Regions from separate parts of the Homo sapiens genome. Here region 1 is linked to region 2. The links are chromatin loops, found by intact Hi-C in ENCODE. Cell type or tissue: endothelial cell of umbilical vein. All regions are shown on one strand. Each heading gives the region's core, and the rest is flanking DNA. Links, peaks and the distances in the headings are about the cores only.

Region 1 (11,310 bases), core at 1,728-9,727, 130 kb after region 2:
TAGCTAATATTTGTGGAGTGCTTATTATGTGCCAGGTACTGTTTTAAGATCTTGACTTGTATTAACTCATTAACTCCCCAACTTAGTTCCTAGCTTGCCTCCATATGGCAGATGCCATTATCCCTTCCTTTTTTGGAAGTACTAGTGAGCATATTATGACTCTTTGGATTGCAGGCTCAAGAGAATGAGGCTCAGAGAAAGGAATTCCCTCTTGTTCCTGTTTAAGGCCCACCTTCCAAATTCTCTTTTCTCATCTTAGAATCTTTCTCTTTTCAGCAGTTGACATTTGAAATATCTATTATCTTCAAGGAAGCCTCACCTCCTATTGAGAGAGGTATGATCCTACTCTCTGTTCACAAGCAGACAAGAATGTGAAAACATAGTTGTTAAACAGTGGTACAAAAACCATCGCAGGGGTTGTTCCATTACATTTCTAAATTATAGAATTATGTCTTTATACTTGCAAATCAAAATTTATCTAGATTTTTCTGGTGCATGATGAGTCCCTTCCAATTTGCAATGTCAGGTCTTTTATCAGCTCAAGAAAATTTCCTTCTATTGTATCTTTAGAGCTTATGGTTCACTTGTCCTGACTTTTCTTCAGGAGCATTGATATCTATGTGTTGGATTTTTATTGTCTTTCCTCCATATCTGTTATTTCTTCTTGGATAATTTTCATCTCTTTGTCCTTTCTTTTGGCATTTGGGAGAATTTCTGATATTGATTCTTTACAAAATTGATTTGGTATTATGTATTGCTAATTCTGCTCTTTATTCTTAAATTCTGCTGTGGCTCTGTTTCTTAACTCTGCCAGCTCCTTTTACAATTCAATCTAGTACCTTATTATCTTGTGTTTCATCTATTGTTTTATAGAGTCCATGTTTTCTTTAACCTTTTTTTTGAGAGTACAAAACAGATTTTAAATAATTTTTATTTTTAAGTAAAGATTTTTTGAAATTATGCCATTCTTTTACTTTTGGTCTTAATTGTTTTCTTCTCATGTCTCTGAAACCTTCCAGAGACTCCAGGTTATTCTCTGTCTAGTTGTTATTTTCCCTATCTATTACTTATCTATAAAACTGAGAATCTCATCCATCCCAGGATATGTATAGGACCTGACTAGACACAATAAAATTATGTCAACAGAATTAATAAAAATGTAAAGAAGAATCCTCTTTGACTATTGGATAAGTAAATTTCTAAAAAATATTTAAAGGAAGACAAGTAATCTATAATTCAAGAAAAATATAGAGTTGTCCTAGAATTTAGTGCCTTAGGCTGAAGCAATTATGAAAAAAAAAAAAAAAAAACTGGAGAAAATTGACCTTCTGATGTGAGAGATCATAGAGAGATGAACAATTGTAATATCATAACGACATTCCCTGTCATAATGTCTGCCTTATAGATATCATTGAGTTTTTTAATTGTTAAGTTATATTCCACTGGCTCAGGTCACTTGTGTTTATCTAATCTCATCATTTTCTGTTGGTTACATTGATCTAACTCAATTTTGGAGGTACCTCATTGTTTCTTCCATCTACCGATCTGGCTAGTTTAAAGATGAAAACTGCAGCAGATGAGAAAGAAAAATACAACGTGAAAATTTGGCTGAATTAGAAACACTAAACAGTTTTCAGGAAAGCTGAGTGTCAGAGAGAAACAGACACTGGAGGAAAAGAAAAAAAGAGGACACAAAAACTGTCCTGGCCGAAGGGGTCATGACCACACATTATCCTCAGATGACGGCTTCTAATTTTTTCTTCTGCTTGATCAATTCTACAAAGACAAAAAAGTATAATAAAAAAGTTTTAAATTTCAAAGTTTGAAATGATATTAAAGTGGCACACAGTTCCCTTGGGAAAATCAAGTGAGAACCACAAACTCTGAGACTAATTCCAGCAAAAGTATGTAAATCAGTTTGATCTAATGGTACACGGTTAGCTTTGAAGGCCAAAAGGAACTGATATCTAATTCTTATTCCTCTCCTCACTAGTTTTGTGACTTAGGGAAATTTTGCAATCTTTCTGAGTTTGTTTTCTCATCAGGAGCAGGATAATACCTAAGTAACAGGATAGTTCATAGATTTTTTTTTTTTTTGAGATGGAGTCTCGCTCTGTCACCCAGGCTGGAGTGCAGTGGCTCAATCTCAGCTCACTGCAAGCTCTGCCTCCTGGGTTCATGCCATTCTCCTGCCTCAGCCTCCTGAGTAGCTGGGACTACAGGCGCCTGCCACCACACCCAGCTAATTTTTTGTATTTTTAGTAGAGATGGGGTTTCACCATGTTAGCCAGGATGGTCTCGATCTCCTGACCTCATGATCCACCCGCCTCGGCCTCCCAAAGTGCTGGGATTACAGGCGTGAGCCACCGCGTCCGGCCAGTTCATAGATTTAAATATGATTGCATGGCAGTGGGCATGAACCATAATTCTTAAGAATATATTTACACTGAGCTCTCCTTTATCCATTAAAATTGTAGACAAACAACAATTGACAAAGAATAGACAAAATGTTCTAACATAAATATTCTTCCTTTGTTTCTGGAAAGAAGTCACACATACAGTAAAAATAGAGAGAACCTAGTTCATTTTGAACAATCTTCCCCAAACCCTGAAACAGGTCTACTTTCTAACACCAGAGATGTCTTGAATGAGTCCCACCCCTGCAGTCCCCTCTCTCTGGAATAGACTGAGGAAGTTTGCTCCAGCCTTAGAACAGCATGGGCTGGCAAGCATTCTCAGAGAGGCTCTCGACTTCAACTCTAAAGGCCCTGAGGAATATGTGCAACTGGGTCGGGTTAAGGCCAAGCTGAATCACATGACCAGGGCTCTCACCGGCGCCAAAGTCAGTGGAAGGATATCAGTCCCCAGAGCTCTGTCACAGGCCATGGGATGCTCCATGGAGGGGTGGTGAGCATATGAATAACAATCAGGAGAAACATCGGTAATGGACAGGAGGCATAAATAAACAATGTCCGCCCTCCAGTAAAACCCAGGAAAGTTCTCATTCAAAAAACTATGTCTTGAAGAAAACATAGGTACAAATCTTTGTGACTTTGGATTAGACATTTTTTAAGTAGGCACAAACAACCCAAAAATAAATAGATAAATGGACTTCACTAAAATAAAAAACTTACATGCTTCAAAGGATAATGTCAAGGAAGAGAAGAGATAATCCACATAATGGGAGAACTATTTCCAAATTATATATTTGACATGGGTCTAGTACCTAGAGTATATAAGGAATTCATATAACTGAGCAATAAACGACAAACAACCAAATTTAACAATGGGAAAAAATCTGTGAGTAGAGGTTTCTCTAAAGCAAACACACAAATGGCCAAGAAGCACATGCAAAGATGTTCGATGTTTTTCATCATTAGGAAAATGTAAATTTAAATCAAAATGAGATACCACTTCACACCCACTAGTATGACTTAAGAAAAAATAAAGACAACACATGTTTGGAAAGTTATGGAGAATATGGAATTCTCATATATTACTAGTGGGAATGTAAAATGGCATAGCCACTGAAGTTGGTAAACAGTGTGTAAGTTCCTCAAAAAGTTAAACATAAAAGAAAGTTAAACATAAAGTGACATGATGCAGCAATTGCACTCCTAGGTTTATAACCAAGAAAATGAAAAACAGATGTTCACTCAAAAACATGTACAAAGCTGTTCATAGCAGCATTATTCATAATAGTTAAAAAGTGGAAACATCTTAAACCACCATCAGTTGATGAATAAACAAAATGTGGTATAATCATATGGTGGAATATCATTTGGCCATAAAAAAGTTGAAGTATTGATGCAGGCTAAAAAGGATGAAACTTGAGAAAAAAATGCTGAGAAGCAGATGCAAAATGCCACACTTTGTTATCCCATATAGAGGAAATGCCCAGAACAATTACATTTTTATATAGAGAAAGTAGATTAGTGGTTGTCAGAGACTGCAAGAAGGGGGGAATTGGAGAGTGACTGCCCATAGGTACAGGCATGCTTTTTGGCATTATGAAAATATTCTGGAATTAGGTAGTGGTGATGGTTGCAGAACTTTTGGAATATGGTAAAAGACACTGAAATATATGCTTAAAAATGGTGATTTTTGTGATATATGAATTATACTATAGAAATAATAACAGTAATAAAGCAAGGTGTCTTTCCCCATCTCCATGCCTTGTATTTTCATTAAAAAAAAAAAAAAAAGCATTTCAGGGCCAGGCTCAGTGGTTTACTCCTGTAATCCCAGCACTTTTGGAGGCCTAGGTGGGAGGATCGCTTGAGGCCAGAAGTTCAAAACCAGCCTGAGCAACATAGCAAGACCTTGTCTCCATGAGAAATAAAAAATTAGCCAGAAATGGTGATGTGTGCCTAGAGTTCCAACTACTTGGAAAGCTGAGGCAGGAGGATCGCTTGAGCCTAGGAGTTCAAGGTTGCAGTGATCTATAATCACCACTGCACTCCAGCCTGGGTGACAGAACAAGACCCTGTCTCAAAAAAAAAAAAAAAAAAAAAAAAAAAAACAAAAAAAAGGCATCTCACTTTAATAGTAAGAGGCCAGAATATGATGCTGGCAGCATGTTGTGAGGAAATGTATTAGATGAAAGAAGTTAAAGTCCAGTTCTCCTTTTTTCAGAAATGACTTATAGGGGAGAGAAACACGTACTTGGAAAGAATTGACCCAGCTGAATTGGAAAATGTGGGAAGGGGATGGGGAAGAGGCTGCTCCACCTGAGATCCGGCTCCAGGACTTACAGCAAGGGGAACTTGGGTAAGTTACAGACTGTCTATGCCTCAGTTTCTTCATCAGCAAAACAGAAAGAATCATCCCAAAAACTATAAGGTCGATGGTATCAGCGGGTCCCCAAACTGACTGCACATCTGAGTCATGTTAACAAACACATTCCAGGCCCCACCTGAGCCCTCTGAATCAGAATCCCTGCAAGGAGGACGATGAACTTGTATTTGCACTGACTTTCCCAGCTGTTTCTTACTCTGATCAACTTGGGGGTAGGACCCATTGAGCTGCATCACATCATTCCAAAGCCAAAACACAACAGCAGGACAAGAATATTTTCAAGGCAGTCTCTAAAGCAGAGGAGAAACTGTTGAGGGAACCTAGAAGTAAAGGAGATCTGGCTTGCTGGGCTCCATTTGAACTTTGAGTACAACAGAGACATGAGCCTTTTGGGACACATGCCTGAGGTAGTGACAGTCCAACTTTGGAAGAGTGGAAGCCCTAGTTCCAAATTCAAGCATGCTTTGAGTAGAAATTAAATTTACCTCTTTTTGCACAGCAACATGGCCAATCTTTCCTAAGCTGCTCAGCTTACAAGAAAAGGAATCATACTGCTAAGAATTCAAACGTCAGCAGTCATAGGTAAGTAAGGAAGTCTTATAAACTTATTCTAGCCAACTAACCAGAAACCCGAAATTTAGCAGGTTCTTTCACTTTCAGGACAGTTGTGTTCACTAGATCAGAGGCATTGAGACATGAAGAACAGACCCTTAAAAAGGGAAAGTGTTCCCTTCAGTTTGAGGACATCACTGGAACATTAGGGAAGTGGGAACACAGCTGCTCACTCTACAGTATGGGTTGCCTTTGTGTCTGGAATGTGTCTGACATCCTGATCCCTGTGCACATTTCAGGGAGCCTTGGGAGGACCCCGAATCACTGATGGAATTGGACAGTGCATGGAGATGGCTCAGCAGGATGAGGGTAAATGCAGGGGCAAGTCCAGGTCATACTGAGAGACAATGAGTGGAGCTGATGGGGACAAAGATAAAATCAAAAGTTTGTGCTTCATCTTCAAAAACTCAAGCTGATAACAAACTTGGCCTGATGAGAAATAATAAGTATTTTTCTATTTACATGAGAATTTAATCTCAAAACAGAAATCAGAAAAATATGAAGTCCAGGGCATAAAACCTAAACCATTGCTCATAGTTATTCTTTCTAAATAGAGCAAAGTGTAAAATCTTCTCCATAAGACATACATTGTGGTTATAAAAAGGCAAAAGTCTTAGTGAGAATCATTGGTATTCCATAGAAGAGTGAATTAAACACAGCCAAGGGAAGACCCACGTCTCATACTTCTCTTGTATATTCCAAAGTTCCAGGGAAATTCCAGGTGATAGAGGTTATTTCCCATACTGTTAAAGCAAGGTTTCAGACACTTCTGAATTTTGGTCCCAGTACTCTAGAAGGGCACACCTCTGTCCTGGAAAATAATACAGGAATGAATACTCTTCACGTGACTCATTCTGGTCATTCTTCCAGCATCACAAAAACCAAAAAATGGAAATATGGCCAAATACATGATTAGCTATCCCTCATCTTCAGGTTTCTTAATTGTTACTTACGGATAATAGCATTACCTTAAGGATTATGATGAAGATACAATGTCCAAATATAAACACAGTTTTGAGCAAAATGCCTTGTATGAATTGGTCGATGAATAATTACTAAATATGTGAATATTTACTGGATTCTATGGATCCTATGAATAATTACTGAATAATTATTGTGATTGCTTTTATTGGCAGTGCTGAAAACTCATCCCTTTGTGACCTCAAGTAACCCATGTCACTTTGTGAACCTGCAGTTTTTTCATTTAGAAACTTGACAGATTTTCATTCTGACACAGAATGTCAGGTCTTCCAGACCCTAGAAAATACATTGACTTAAAGCTTTTGATACATCTCAAAGCATCAACCCACTGCACCCTCAACTCAGGCAAGCCCAGCAGGCAATCTTAGGAGACCTGGGCTACAGAACAGTCTCTCAAGTTCCAGGCTCACAAAACCTAGGTGGGGATGAAAGCTGAGAAAGCAAAGAGGTGGCTCAGGGGATCACTCTTTCCTACTTGTTCCTCTCACCTCAAACTCACCTTCTACTGCACAGCAACACTGAGGATCACCAACCAACCCTGACCATAACCTTGATCTTGCCATGTTCTGTTAGTGGAATGCAACCCAAAATCAATGGTGTTAGGTCATCTCAACAAAATATATATCGAACCATATTCCATAAGAACTGCCCGTGGCCCTGTTCTTTTCAGTATATGGGAAAACAAAATAGAAACAGCAAAATAGCATCAGGTTTACAAAACTTCCCAAGATAGATGGTCACACATTTTTTCAGGAGACCTCTATATAAATGACTTTGATCACTTGATACCTTGAAAAGAGGTCTTGTGGCACTAGAATGACATCTATAAGTGACAAGTATAAAATGTAGTGCTCAGTGACATTAAAAAACAAATCAACCCACATAGAGGAAGAGCTTTGGATGTAGGGATGTCAAACTGGTCTAGAATGTAATGAAAACCCAAGAAGGTGCCCCAGTAAGAAAGAAGAAATCAATCTAACAATGGGATGCAGCAGCAAGAATACTGAGACAGGAAAGAAAACATTTTAAAAAAATGAATTATTCATTCACTTTCTAGTGGATACAGAAAAAACTGCAGAAGACCCAGAGGATATCAGGGCAGGCTAAAAGTTTGATATCTTACACCTGTGGAAAAGCCTTAAGCTCTGTTTTAACTGAGAGCAGGTGGGGTGACTTCATGACTACCATTAAGAAAATATAACCTGTTGGGAAACTGTTTCTGCCTTGATGATGTTGTACAGACAAGAGATAAACAGTGAGGAATATGCTTAGATGTAGTGGGAAAGACACGGGTCTGTGGCATTGTCACAAGGGTACACGAATACTGAGAGTGAATGCTGAAGGAATGATCCCCATTGGTGGTGACCCTCAGGTGAGACTAGGGTGCCTGTGTTTCAGCAAAGCCTGGGCAATTGGAATGCAGGGCTCCTAAGATTCCATGACACCCCCACCTTCTAATTCTGTTATTGCAACTGCAGACGGTTACCTGGCACGCTGGCCACAATCTACCTCACTCTTATCAGAGTCTGAGCTACTGGCAGTGCTTTCAGCTCTGAGTTGAGGCACCTCGAACCTTGTTTTTGTGGTGAAGGATCCTAAAGTGCTGTGGGGAGTGATCACATTTTTCACAACAATAAGTTAAGAATTTCAGTTACTGACATCCCTCAGTCCTGATTAAACCGATTTGATTTCACCAGTTTTTAACCCATCATATGTTTGGGTTTCTTCTCCCCAGTCCCTGACTCCACCTCTTCTGCCACAAACATCAGCATGGTGGTATCAGCCGGCCCTTGGTCCAGCGAGAAGGCAGAGATGAACATTCTAGAAATCAACGAGAAATTGCGCCCCCAGCTGGCAGAGAACAAACAGCAGTTCAGAAACCTCAAAGAGAAATGTTTTGTAACTCAACTGGCCGGCTTCCTGGCCAACCGACAGAAGAAATACAGTAAGATCTATAGGCTCACCATCATGAAAGTGATGAATGATGTCCTGTCTTCTCTCTGAGACACTAAATGCTCTCTCCATCAAAAAGAATTTCATCCTTCCTGTACTTCTAGGAAAACAGAAATGGGTATTTTAACATTTTGTTAAAGTTGGAAGACAGAGGTACCAAAGTATTTAGCAACTTTCCATGTTTGCAATCAGATGGGGGTGGGACTAGAGGTAAACTGCCATTTATTGATTTCTGACACAGGCACAGAATGACCTATTTTCTCCAAGAGGCTCAATCATGTTTTCAAGAATCCTCTCTGTACCTTATAAGATCCTGCAGACAAATAACATGTAGTCTGTTGTTCTAAATGTCTAGGACTAGTGAAATTTTATTCAGTTCAAGTTTCTGTTGAGGCCCAACAGGCAAAGCTGTGTTCTAGTGACTCTGAGGGGAACTTGGTGATAGTACCCAGTACCTGCTCTGAGGGGCTTCAAGAGGAGTCTGCTCCTAATAGAACCTGTGCTATCTATAAGTGACAGCATCAAGAGCAGGGAGTAGGGGCCGTGCAATGTGGCTCACTCCTGTAATCTCAGCACTTTGGGAGGCTGAGGCGGGCAGAGCACGAGGTCAGGAGTTTGAGACTAGCCTGGGCAACATGGAGAAACCCCATCTCCACTAAAAATACAAAAAGTAGATGGGCGTCATGGCGGGCAACTGTAATCACCACTAATCGGGAGGCTGAGGCAGAAGAATCCTTTGAACCCAGCAGGCAGATGTTGCAGTGAGCCAAGATTGCACTATTGCACTCCAGCATGGGTGACAGGGCAAGACTCATCAAAAAACAAACAAACAAAAAGATAAATAAAACAAAAATAAAAATAAAAAGCAGAGAGTACCTTGGTGAGAGTGAAGTCCTGCTTCCTGGTGCACAGGCTCTTGTTCCTAAAGAGGAAGAAAGATCACACCCGAGAATGTGTGGAAGCAGCAGTGCAGTGTGCAAAGCAGGGACCCTCAGCCTGTCTCCTGGGCTCCATCCAAGTTGCTTGTCTTGTCTGTCCCTCAGTTTCCTCATCTGTTCAGAGGGTACTACAATAATACCTACCTCTGTAAATTGCTGCAATGAATTACATGAGGTATTTCCTGTCAATCTCCTTGAACATTAATTGGCACAGTGTAAACACTATCTATTAGTTCTTCATTCTGATGTTTCTAAATTAACACAAACTAATCTTATGCTGTTTCTAAATTAACACAACGAATCTAAATCTTAATGCTGCCTCTCATACTAATAAAGAATTTGGGCATATTTCCTTCATGGCCTTATGGTCTTATGTCTCACACTTTATGCTTCAGATATGATTCTTAAAATCATAACTGAAAATATGATTTAAAAATCAAAGATTTTTAAAATCTTTCACATACTTGTCCTTGAAATTCCCAGTAAAAGGGAAACCATCAGTCCCATAGTCCTAGGGGCCTTCCCGACTGTACAAGAAATCACTACTTCATGCCCCAGTGCAGTGTTTTAGAGGAGAGGCTGCAAGTCTTGGGAAAGTGGCCCCGAATTCAGAGTCAGACCTCAGGGGCTGAGAATTCTGACTCCACTTCGTTGTGGTTGAATCATCTTGTCAACTTCCTTGATGTGCCCTTGAGGTTCTCTTTCTTCATCTCTAAATTTTGGAGGATCAGATGCCAGAAAGTCAGGAGACTGAAGAGTAAAGATGTGGAAATCCCTGTCTAGACCCTGGTACTGGGGAGAGTTTTGTCCTTGGGATGGACCTGGCTCCTGTCCTGTAGGGAATGACCACAGCAGCATGTCCAGCCTTGCACTGATGCAGGCGTGTCTGTCTTTTCTCAGAATATGAAGAGTGCAAAGACCTCATAAAATCTATGCTGAGGAATGAGCGACAGTTCAAGGAGGAGATGCTTGCAGAGCAGCTCAAGCAAGCTGAGGAGCTTAGGTGAGGGGACCCCATGGGGGCAGGCAGGGGGGCAGGTGTGTAAATCTCTGAAGTACAGTAGCTCGGTGGGGAGACGTAAGAGCTAAGCTGGGTCAGGAGAAGGGCAGGAATTGCCATGGCAGGTTTGCTACACACAAATATTTATCAAACAGAGAAGAAGGATAATAAAAATGTATGGGTTGCAGTTGTTTCTCAGAGCCTTGTTTTCTCTTTTTCAAACAAGTAATTGTTGATGTGAAATTTACATAACACAAAATTAACCAAAGGAGTGTGAACCACACAGCAGCATTCAGTATACTCAAAATGGTGTGCCATCACCACCCCACTTACCCTTAGTGAGAATCACCTCCTGACTGACTGAGGCTTCTCATTGTTTCACTCAATCAATGTTGCCTTCTCGACCCTGTCATTCTTTTCTTCTTTCGTCTTTTCAATTCGCCCCATCTGCATCTGGCCTCATTTCTGTACATGGCTTTGTATCTAGTGGCCGCAAGATGCACTATGTGTATTTTCACATGGAAATGTCCATGGCCAGAGTGAGGAACTGAAAGGATGTCTTTTTGAAACAGAATTAGGAAGACACCTACTTTTGTTTACAGAAGAGAAAGATGAATGGAACATCATCGAGGATCTTGCAGGAGCCCTCTCTGATACAGGGAAAGCCTGTAGACCATTTTCTGTTCTTTCTCTTGGCCACAGACATTCCTTTCAACATGTGCTGACCTTCTGCTTGAAGGTCTCCTTGGGAACGTTGTCTCAGAAATCTCTGTTGCAATATTTGAACGGATCACTCAACGCTTTTCACTGTTAAATTTTCTCTACCGTCTCACCTTAGGCAATATAAAGTCCTGGTTCACTCTCAGGAATGAGAGCTGACCCAGTTAAGGGAGAAGTTACGGGAAGGGAGAGATGCCTCCCGCTCATTGAATCAGCATCTCCAGGCCCTCCTCACTCCGGATGAGCCAGAAAAGTCCCAGGGGCAGGACCTCCAAGAACAGCTGGCTGAGGGGTGTAGACTGGCACAGC
Region 2 (11,288 bases), core at 1-8,000:
ATACAAGATATTAAAAATATAATACACCATGACAAATGGAATAAGGTTTCATTTTTAGAAATTCTTGGATGATTTAATATTAGGAAATCTATTAATTAACATACTACTGGATAAAAAAGAAAGTCAATATTACCTTCTGATAACATCTTACATTAATTCCCACTAAAATCCTAAGTAAAATGGTAATGGATGAATACTATTCAATATAATGGAGAAATGTATATCTCAGATAAAATTGCAGCATCATATTTAATGGTAAAATATGGGATAATTTCTATTAATATTAGGAGCAAGGCAGAGATGCTTCCTATTATTTCTGTTATTTCACATTGTTCTGAAAGTGTTTGCCATTATATTTAGACAAGAAAATAAAGCAAAGGGTATAAATATTGGAAATCTTAAGGCAAATTTATTACTATTTATATGTGATATAACTTACATCTAGAAAACCCAAGAAACTTAATTGAGAATTATTAGAAACAATAAAAGAGTATCTGAATAGGCAGTTCACAAAAGACGAAATGCAATAAAAAGTTTTTCAGTTTTACAAGTATTCAGGGAAGTACAAATTAAAAATTCAGAGTTCAGAATTTCAGAATTACCACCTGTTAAGTGAACAAAAATTTAAAAGATAAATCAAATTTTGGTAAGGGTAAGAAGAAATATGTGCAATCATTCACTCTAGGTAGAACTATACATTGTTACGGAGCTTTGGGGGAATACTCATTATATATTAACATTTCAAATGCACATACCCTGTCCCTTTGGCTATAGCTTACAGAAATAAAAGCATGAGTGTGCTAGTATAGATGTACAAGGATATTCACTGCAGCATTTTTTATAATACCAAAAAAATAGAAACAGGTGAAGGCCAGGTGTGGTGGCTCACACCTGTAATCCCAGCACTTTGGGAGGCGTGCGGATCACCTGAGGTCAGGAGTTCGAGACCAGCCTGGCCCACATGGTGAAACCCTGGCTCTACTAAAAATGCAAAAATTAGCTGGGTGTTGTAGCAGGTGCCTGTGATCCCACCTACTCAGGAGGCTGAGGCAGGATAATTGCTTGAACCTGGGAGGCAGAGATTGCAGTGAGCCAAGATCACGCCACTGCACTCCAGCCTGGGCAACAGAGCAAAACTTTGTCGCCTTCCTGCCCCCATAAAAAAAGGAAACAGGTGAAGACCCACTGGTGAGAATGGTTGAATAAATTATTGCAGATCCACAGAATAGAATGTTATGTAATTATAGTTTGTATAAAACAATAAACTAAATTAGTGTATATACATACAATTTAATAAGGTACTTATTAATACATAAGATTAAAAATTTTCCTGGATATAATTATTAGTCAGAAAATATGGTAGAAGGAAAAGTTCCATTCATTATAGCAACCAAAAAACCCATCAAATGTCCAGAAAAATGTAACAACATTCCGAATAGGACCTATAGGATACAAACTATACAGTACTATTAAGGAACATAAAAGAAAATCTAAGTAGAGACGATTGTTAAATTCTTCTGTACTTATCTATACATTTGTCACAATCCTAATAAAACATCCCAGCAGCAGCTCATGGTATGGCCCCAATGTCCTTTCCTAGCCTTGACCTCTCCTTGTTCCTTCTCCTGTGTTATCATACCTTCATGCTACACCAGAATGTCCTGGTGACTCTTGAAACATGGAATATTAAGTGACAAAGAGGATAAATGAATAAAATGACAAATCATTTTATTCAAAGAGGAAGACAAAGAAGGATTGCAATTATTCATTCAGCCCAGAATTATGGTTAAAAAGCGTAGACTCTAGAGCCAGAGTGTTTGTGTTCAAATCCTGGTCCTAAAACTTAATAGTGGCGCCGGGCGCGGTGTCTCACGCCTGTAATCCCAGCACTTTGGGAGGCCGAGGTGGGCAGATCACGAGGTCAGGAGATCGAGACCATCCTGGCTAACACGGTGAAACCCCATCTCTACTAAAAAAAATACAAAAAATTAGCCGGGCGTGGTGGCGGGCGCCTGTAGTCCCAGCTACTCGGGAGGCTGAGGCAGGAGAATGGCGTGAGCCCGAGAGGCGGAGCTTGCAGTGAGCTGAGATCGCGCTACTGCACTCCAGCCTGGGCGACAGAGCAAGATTCTGTCTCGAAAAAACAAAAATAAAAACAAAAAAAACTTAATAGTTGCATGACTCGGTCAAGTTTCTTAGGCTCCTGGGCCAGGCGCTATGCTCAGCCTTTAATAAATAGACATATTTCAGAAACACGGAGCATCTATAATGTGTCAGACACCATGGGGCACAGAGAGATCACTAACACAGCAGAGGCGGACGTTTTAGTGGTTAAATGGTCTCTAGAGTCAGACCAGGATGTTTCAGATCTGGCTTTGAAACTTAACTATCTGTGTAATATTGGGCAAGTTTCTTAATCTCTTAATGACCTATAAAATGGTGACAAAATATTCTCTTCCTTGGGTTGTGAGGGTCAAATGAGGTCACCTATGTAAATTACTTAGCACAGTGCCTGGCAGAGAGTAAGGGCTCAATAAATGATAGCTATGATTAGTTTTATGCTTTCTTATATTGGAATCAATGGACAGTGTTCCAGGCACATCTACCTGCAAGACTGTGTTTAGTCCTTATAAAACACTAAGCCATTATTATTTTCTAAAATTTATTATTTGTACGAAGCATATAGAGGCTTGGAGGGGACTTGTGACTTGCTTAAAATCACAGCTCCTAAGTTGGGGAGCAGGACTCTAACCCAAGTTATGAGAGTCTTTCTCTTGGAGTCCCCTTTGTCCCTCTCCTCACAGCCGCTCATCCATTCACGAACAGCTGTTAACACAAGAACGACTGTACTAAGTAATAAGGTCATAAAGTGTCAAGGGGCAGCACAGGAGAAATTCTGGATGAGGGATGTGGAAAGGCTGCAAGATGGCAATGAAGTTAGGCCTTCATAGTTGTTTGTGGGCTCTCGGGAGCTGGTGACTAAAGAATACGGTGGGTGAATTAAGGTGGGGAATGGGCTGAGGAGATCTGGCTTCCAGTCCTGGCTCCGCACTAGGTAGCTGTGGAATGTTGACAAGGTCGTGTCCCTTCTCTAGGCGTGTTTCCTAAGGGACTGGTGCAGCGGGATGGGAGGGGCGCAGGGTAGGGACCGCTTCCAAGGAGAGAGAGGACAGGCGGGAGGGGCTGATGCAGCTGGTCACTCCGCTGGAGTGGCCAGACTTCGCGGTGCCTAGGGCCGAGTTGAAGAAGAGCATGTAAGTCTGTTGTGGGCCCCTCACCAGCGCTGGGGGGCAGCGAGGTCACTGGGCAAGGATGCTCTGGGAAGTGACCTTGGTGCCCGGGAGGGGAGCACCCTGTTGTGATGCAGGCGGGGCAGCGCGGAGCCGGCGGCGCTGATTTCGCACTCTGGCCGCTAGAGGGCGCTGCCTTTCAGCCAAAGCCGAGTGACCCCCTACCTGCCCCGCGTTGGCCCGCGTCACTCCAGCCATGGGCCATCCAGCGAGCATGGGGGCTAGCCAGGGAAAGTCTAAACTAGGAGGGGAGATGAGGGGGTGCAAAGTTGGGCCTGGTGGGTCCTGGGGACGCAGCATGTACTAGAGCGGCACCTGGCCCTCAACAGAGGGGAGAGCGGGTGGTCGTGAGAAGTCTGGGAATTTTCCGGGCCCACTACACGCCAGGGGCGGGTCTCCCCTCTTAAAACGTTGTGAGCCCCAGCGCGGGCAGGGGGGAGGGTGCCCGTGGAGTTGGCATCCTCATCTTTGATGGTCCCCGGGGCTCCTGAGCTGCGCTGGTGGCCCCAGGGCTCGGTGCCTCTCTCAGGCGACAGCTCACAGACGGCGGGAAACTCTTCCCTCCCGCACCTTCGGAGGCGGTCCTGGAGTCTTGTGGACTCCTGGGTTCAAATCCAAGCTTTGTGTGACCAGCACATTGCTGGACCTCACTCAGCCTCACATTCCTCTTGTGTTTAAAACTACCTCATAGGAATGTGGTGACGGTTAGATGACACATAAAGCTTTGCCAGAGGTTTTCTGGGGAGGGTGGGGACAAGAGGGCAAGGAAGAGTCTCCATTTCCTCTGCCACCGGAGCCCGGATCTAACCTCTCAGAGGAGCTGGAAGGTCAGCTCTGAGCTCCACAAATACCTCTGTATACAGATCTCCCACGACACTGAAAAAGATGCCCAGAAAGATCTCATTTGCAGCTGTGAAGGGGCTTCTTTTTCAATCTCCACAACCCCAACTGCCTTAAAGTAGAACCAGACTTGTTAGTAGACAGAGGTTTGGGCTGGGGGGCCCTTGAAGCTCTTGTCTGAGATCTCAGGCTTCCTGCTCAACACACCAAAGCAGGTGCCTGACATAAAGGCGCCATGGACCTCTTTGGTGGTCTGGGAAGGCATATGGAGTCCCTTCTCAGAACAACATTTAAAAATTAATAAGATACATGGGATAATAAAGGGAACAAATTATGACAAGACAGTTGTCAAAACATTAGAAGAATGTGTGGTAGAGCAGTACACATGCTTCTTTAGATTTGACATCAGCCTAATAACTGTTGTAATTCTGTAGTAGTGCTGAGCGTTAAGGACATTTGGAGAAATCTATAAAAACTGTAATGAGATTTGAAAATATTTGTGTTTTCTATTGATGGCAAATTCTATTGTGGTTCATTGTCTACATTCATAACTGAAGCAAGTGCTGACTTTCAATTAAAGATTAGTGAAAATAAAGATGTATTTTTCCCCCCAATTCACAAATCCCATGAATAAATCTATTCACGGACCTCCAAGAGGTCCATGACGTGAACCACCTAGGACATGAACTTCCCCCGGAGGTGCCTCACAGGGCCAGCTCCAAGCCCCGTGGCACCTCCCGGCTTGTCTCAGGCCAATCCTTGAAGAGCTCCAGCAGATCTAAACTTTGGTAACTTTCCTCTGGTAATTTGAGGAATTCCTCCATTTGAGGAATGTCAGAATGGGGCCAGGATTCCTGAATGCCCATGGAAGAAAAGCGAGCATGCTGGTCTGGCGGGCAGAAATAACCTTCTCCCCAGGCTCCAGAGGGCAGAGGACATTTCCCTCCAAAAGGCAAGTTTCTCAGGGACCTCATGAGAAGCCTGTCCTCACCTGAGCAGTTCTGTCAACCATCCCATCCCTTCACCTGGACCCCAGGTCCCCAGCAGGCCTTTTTACCTCGAGACAGAAGTTCTTCTTTCTTGTTCTCAGACTGGGGGCTCACGTTGAAATGGCTCTCAGTCCTCAGATTGTCCTTGCATCTTGTTAAAACCCTATCTCTCCAGTTTCGTCATTGCTCACACTTTCATAGCTGTTATTATATTCGCTCTTTGAAAACCACAGAATGGGTTGTTAGAAGTCATAGATCTTCCGCCACCCCCACTGTGGATTTTTTTCTCCTTTCTCTCCTGCAACTGGTCCTCCATCTCCTTCTCCTTTCCTCTCCCTTGTTTTGTCTTTTTGGTGTTAGAAATAGACTAGGGTGCTGAGGGGGCTAAGAAAAACCACTTCTTAAAATTCTTTTCTTTACCCTGGGGAACAAAGATTTTGTATTTGCTAATTCATAATAAGGAAAGGACTGATGATAGAATAACTAGAAGATAAAAGGACAGAATGTCCTCTCAAGTATAAAGAAAGGTACCAAGTCTTCTCCTGAGAGTAGGTTTTGGTTAGAAGTAGGACAGAGAACACAGCTGCTCCAGGCTGAAAGGGAAGAAGGTCAGGGAGCTGTCAAGAAGGCTTGGGTGAGGGTGGTGGTGAGCAGGGGAGGCAACGAGTGGGGGCACCAAAATGGTCCTGATGTGGTGGGGGGAGGATGAATGACTGACCTTATCTTCCCACCCACCCATTTTTTTTCTTTTTCTTTTTTCTTTCTTTCCTTTTTTTTTTTTTTTTTTTGAGACAGGGTCTTGCTCTGTCACCAAGGCTGGAGTGCAGTGGGGCAATCATGGCTCACTGCAACCTTGACCTCCTGGGGTCGAGTGATCTTCCCACCTCAGCCCCTCAAGCAGCTAGGACCACAGGTGTACGCCACCACACCTGGATAACTTTTTATTTATTTATTATTTATTTATTTATTTATTTATTTATTTATTTATTTATTTAGAGATGGAGTTTCGCTGTGTCACACAGGCTGGAGTACAGTGGCGTGATCTCAGCTCACTGTAACCTCTGCCTCCTGGGCTCAAGTGATGCTCCTGCCTCAACCTTCTGAGTAGCTGGGATTACGAGAGCCTGCCACCATGCTGGACTAATTCTTGTATTTTTAGTAGAGACAGTTTCATCATGTTGGCCAGGCTGGTCTCAAACTCCTGACCTCAAGTGATCTGCCTGCCTTGGCCTCCCAAAGTGCTGGGATTACAGGCGTGAGCCACCACGCTCGGTTGATAATTTTAAAAATGATTTGTATGGATGAGGTCTCCCTATGCTGCCCCGCCTGCTCTTGAACTCCTGGGCTCAAACAATCCTCTGGCCTTGGCCTCCCAAAGTGCTGGGATTACAGGCCTGAACCACCACTCCCAGCTTCCCATCCATTTCTATTCTGTTCTGTTCTTCCTTGGTCAGTGATGGCTTGGGAGATTACAATTGTTCCTAAATTCTAGGGTTGTGCCCTTAGATGGCAGGAACATTAGTCTGAGAATTAGAAGCATTGGGCTCTAAGTCCTGCAAGGCTGGGCCAGGCCCTGTGCCAAAGGGCACAGCACACCAGGAAGCCCCACGGTTCTGGAGGAACACCTGTCATGATTGCCACCCAGTGCCAGGCTACCCAGGAATTCAAGGGTGGAGGGAGGGTGGGGGAAAATTTTTCATAACTAGTCTAGAGACTCTCTTTTCCTTCTTATTCCTGTTATTGTAGTACTCTGTGGTCCTAAAAACAGTAGGGTGCTCTGGGGTTTGAGAACTCCCAGATGGCTCCACTGAAGCCATCGTCAAATGAGACAGATATTAGAAATATTTCTTCACTCCAAGCCAGGCGCAGTGGCTCACACCTGTAATCCCAGCACTTTGGGAGGCCGAGGCAGGTGGATCACGAGGTCAGGAGATTGAGACCATCCTGGCTAACACAGTGAAACCTGTCTCTACTAAAAATACAAAAATTAGTTGGGCCTGGTGGTGGGTGCCTGTAGTCCCAGCTACTGGGGAGGCTGAGGCAGGAGAATGGTGTGACCCCCCGGGAGGCGGAGCTTGCAGTGAACCGTGATTGCGCCACTGCACTCCAGCCTGGATGCCAGAGTGAGACTGTGTCTCTAAAAAAAAAAAAAAAAGAAAAAAGAAAAGAAATACTTCTTCACTCCATCAAAGTGTTAGCTTTCACTGCAGAATGAGTCCATTCTGGGAGCCTGGGGGTTGGGAACCCATGTTGGGAAGAGGAGTGTCTCACCATCATCCTGGTCACAGGACCAGTCCACCACAGCCCACAGGATACTGGGTCCCACTGGCATAAACTGCTAAACTGGGCCTGGTCTCTGCTCTCCCAGTATCCTTATTTGCTGTCTCTATGATAGTGTTCAAACAGATGACCTCTCTGCTCTCTAAAATGGAGACTTCTCCCTCCTTGGGTCTATGAGAACCTTTCAAAGGTTGGCTCTGAGAGCACTCAGCATTCCTTATCATCCAGGAGCTGTAAAACAGTGATTATTAGCAACATGAAGAGAAGTTAAAGGCAACCAGAGTTGTGGGTGAGTGAGGTTGGGGCCACTTAAGTACTAGCTGACACACATGTATTCATACTGGTTATTGCAAAAAACCTCAAAGTTCTGCAAAGACCTCAGGGCTCAAAAGTGAATCGCAGCGCGCTTCCTTTTCACCAGCCATGTAGTGTCTGTCCATCCTGCAAACGGTTGCATGCACAGTTTTCTGCAAATGTTGCTTTTGGTCGCTTCTCACAAGGTTATTGTGTGCCAGGCCCTGCGGGGTTGACGATGACTGAATGGGGCCTGCTGTCAAGGCGAGCACACTGCTGAGAGAGGCCTGCATTCCCGTGAGATGAAGCAGAAGCAGAATGCACCAAGAGCTCTAAGTACCCCAGAAGTGAGAGAGAACCCAGGAAGCAGGGGAGGTTGGGAGGAAGAAAAGGAGACTGCCCTGTGGGCGCAGACAGTGTTAGGCACTCTGTGTGGACAATGTGACATTTAAATTGAGCTTTGAAAGAAGGCAGGATTTCAAAAGGCAGGGGTAGAGGAACAGTATGAACCAGCAAGGAGCAGGGACATATGGGGCTGGTTTGGAAGTCAGTGAAGCAATGAGGTGGCTGAAATATAGGCTGCCTCCTGGTCATCCACAGCCTCCCAAATATGTATCCTGTGGGCCTTTCAATGTCTAAGGTGTATGAGTCCAGTTACACAATTTAGCAACTGATAGATTGTTTTCAAGATACTAATAGTAAGTGCTCGACATTAAGACAAAGAAAAACTGAGTGGACATTGAATTGTATTTCCATCTTACTTCTGTAGAATTATGGGGTTTTGGAAGCAGAAGAGACTGCAGCAGTCTTCCAGTCCCTGGAAGTGTGCAGACACTTGCATGCCAGTGTTTCCCAAACTTGAGCGTGTATTAACATCACCAGCAGGGCATCTTTGAACAATTCGGATGGCTGGGCCCAGCTGCAGAGTTTCTAATTCAGGGACTCAGGGCAGGGGTGGGGGTGGTCCAAGAAGTTGTATTCCTAACAAGTTCCCTGGTGCTATTGTTGCTGTAATGCTCCTTGCGAACTGTTCAGGGTAATACCTCTTGCATCCTCTGCTTGAATCTGTCTACTGTTCTGCAGCTCACTACCACCCAAAGTATCCACACAATATCCCTTGTGGAATACTTCCAGTAAAATTCTTCCTTGTGCTGCTGTCAGTCCTGCCTGCCTTTAACTTTCAATGAAGTCTGCTGAGGGCCCCACATGGGAAATGTCTATGGATGGCAGGCAAGTCTCAGGCACATGAGGCAGACTGCCTGGATTTACGTCCTGACTCCACTTACTACGTGACCTTGGATAAGTCATTCAACCTTTCTGTGTTTTCCTCAACTGTGGAATGGGGATAATAATTGCAGTTATATCACAGAACTGCTGTTTAGAGTAAATGAGAAAGTGTGTAAAACAATTGGCATGGTGCTTGGCATATAAAAGTACTCAGGTGTGGGCTAGTATCATTACCTAGTGTTCTTTTTCTTTTTCTTTTTTCTTTTTTTTTTTTTTTTGAGACAGAGTCCCACTCTGTTGCTCAGGCTGGAGTGCAGTGGCACAATCTTGGCTCACTGCAACCTCTGTCTCCTGGGTTCAAGTGATTCTTGTGCCTCAGCCTCCTGAGCAGCTGGGATTGCAGCCACCGCTCCCACGCCCAGCTAATTTTTTGTATTTTTTAGTAGAGAAGGGGTTTCACCATGTTGGTCAGGCTGGTCTCAAACTCCTGACTTTAGGCGATCCACCTGCCTCGGCCTCCCAAAGTGCTGGGATTACAGGCGTGAGCCACCGCGCCTGGCCAGCATTACCTAGTTTTCCTTTCTACTCAGGAGTCTATCAACTCTCTGAAGAAAGTTAATCATTCTAAAGTTTCTCCTTTCTGGGCTAAATATCCCCAGCTCCTGCAATTATTTCTTACAATTATTTTAGTGCTTTCACGGTTCCAATATTTTGTTTGTCCTTTCTCCTCTTCTCTGAACAGAGTCCAGTTTGTCAGTCTCCCTTGTTAGATACATGGCTCAGACCTGCTACCTGCCTCGGCTTAGTCCAAGTCTCGTGTGTTCACTGCAGCCAAAGGTCACTTTAGCTTTGTAGCTATTTCTACATTTCACTGGACTGTGTTAGACTTCCAGGCCACGAAGGTGCCAGAGGCTACACCCGCATGTAAAGAGTAGAGCTCATTCTCCTGTCACATTTCCCCTTGTTGCTTAGCATGTGTGAGTTTGGGGAGTGTGGGTGAGGGAGAGTAACTCTGACCTTGGCCCAGTTCAGGGCCTACTGTGATGGTTGGTGAGCAGCCCCAGTGGCTGTGAGGGAGCACATTTGAGGCTCCAGGGGCTGGTGCGAGGCCCAGCTTCTCCCCTGGAGAAGGGTGAACTGACACCTAGCACAGCCAACAGTTTTCTGGAAGGAAACCAAGCCTCAGAGCCAGAGGCACATACAGCAAAGCTGTGCAGGCATCTCAGCCCCTGTCCCAGCCACTGTCACTGCTGGCCTTTAGCCCAGGGTCGTTGGTAATAGAATAATGATAAAATATGGAGAGGGAGTCAGGGCTGGGTTTTTTTGGTTTTGCTTTTTTTTTTTTTTTTTTTGAGACAGAGTCTCGCTTTGTCACCCAGGCTGGAGTGCAGTGGCACAATCTCAGCTCACTGCAACCTCTGCCTCCCGGGTTCAAGCGATTCTCCTGCCTCTGCCTCCTGAGTAGCTGGGACAACAGGCGCGTGCCACCATGCCTGGCTAATTTTTGTATTTTTAGCAGAGACGGGGTTTTGCCATGTTAGCCAGTCTTGTCTTAAACTCCTGACCTCAGGTAATCCACCTGCCTCGGCCTCCCAAAGTGCTAGGATTACAGGCACGAGCCACCACACCTGACCTCAGGGCTGTTTTATTGTGGAGACAGAGGTGGCAGCTTCAGGGGTTTGGGTATCAAGATGACAGGGCAGGCCTGGAAAAAAATGTCTCTCTCAGCCTCTATTCTAATTTCCAGTCTGTAGTGAATGGCTCACCAGGTACTCTCAAGTTATGTCTTTTAAAACAGAAGGCATAGAAAAATGTGCCCAAATTACTTTGGTGTCCTATAGAGCCTGTCTTGTCCCTCTCCGGTCATAGAGGACACCAAGTTCCTTTGCGGCCAGGCCTCCTCCTAAGGGAGACCAGGCCTGTGGGGCTGCTCCGAGAGCTGCCTGCAAGCCACACTATGTGAATCCCAGTGCAGGGCTCCTCTGAAAGGCACCTGCGAAGCTGTCTTTGGCTGAAGAAGTTGGGGAAACTGGTCTCCCACACTTGGCAATGGCCATTCTTTCTCAACCTTCCCTCAGGCACGAAGAGTCCCAGGTCTTGATGCCTCATTCTTCCATCAAAGATTTAACATTTACCCTCCCTGGTATTTTCAATTGATCCAGAGGAAATGAATAGGTAGTACTTAGCAAAGGGTGCTTAGCAAAAAAATACTCTGCTGAGTGGAATTGCAGGCACTTCTACAGTTGTCTGGAGGCACAGAGGCTGCACTCTACCCTAAGGCAAACTGGATGGTGCCATCCTCATGCTGACTTGGGCTTTAGAGGAGAAAATGTACTTTCTTCAGTGGATAATAAAGACAATCATTGGT

Evidence for each region. A loop is a pair of places that touch in the nucleus more often than their neighbours do. Peaks named below come from ENCODE experiments on the same cell type or tissue, not always from the same donor. Only the 100,000 strongest peaks of a DNase experiment are listed, where the experiment ranks them.
Region 1: a loop joins it to region 2, with 18 times the contacts of the local background. A loop is called at or near these places in 13 of 110 quality-filtered maps.

Annotation. Positions count from the first base shown.
Region 1 is chr1:145,587,911-145,599,220 of GRCh38, reverse strand. It overlaps the pseudogene NBPF25P. Among named protein-coding and RNA genes, the nearest start is that of GPR89A, 14 kb to the left of the region's middle. In endothelial cell of umbilical vein, for the core only: no CTCF peak of the experiment used is centred there; no DNase peak of the experiment used is centred there.
Region 2 is chr1:145,713,459-145,724,746 of GRCh38, reverse strand. It overlaps CD160 (CD160 molecule), which reads right to left and starts at 5,248. Exons shown (of 6, transcript NM_007053.4): 1 at 5,188-5,248. In endothelial cell of umbilical vein, for the core only: a CTCF peak has its summit at 3,400 (motif pointing right); no DNase peak of the experiment used is centred there; H3K4me3 peaks cover 286 bases; H3K27me3 peaks cover 391 bases.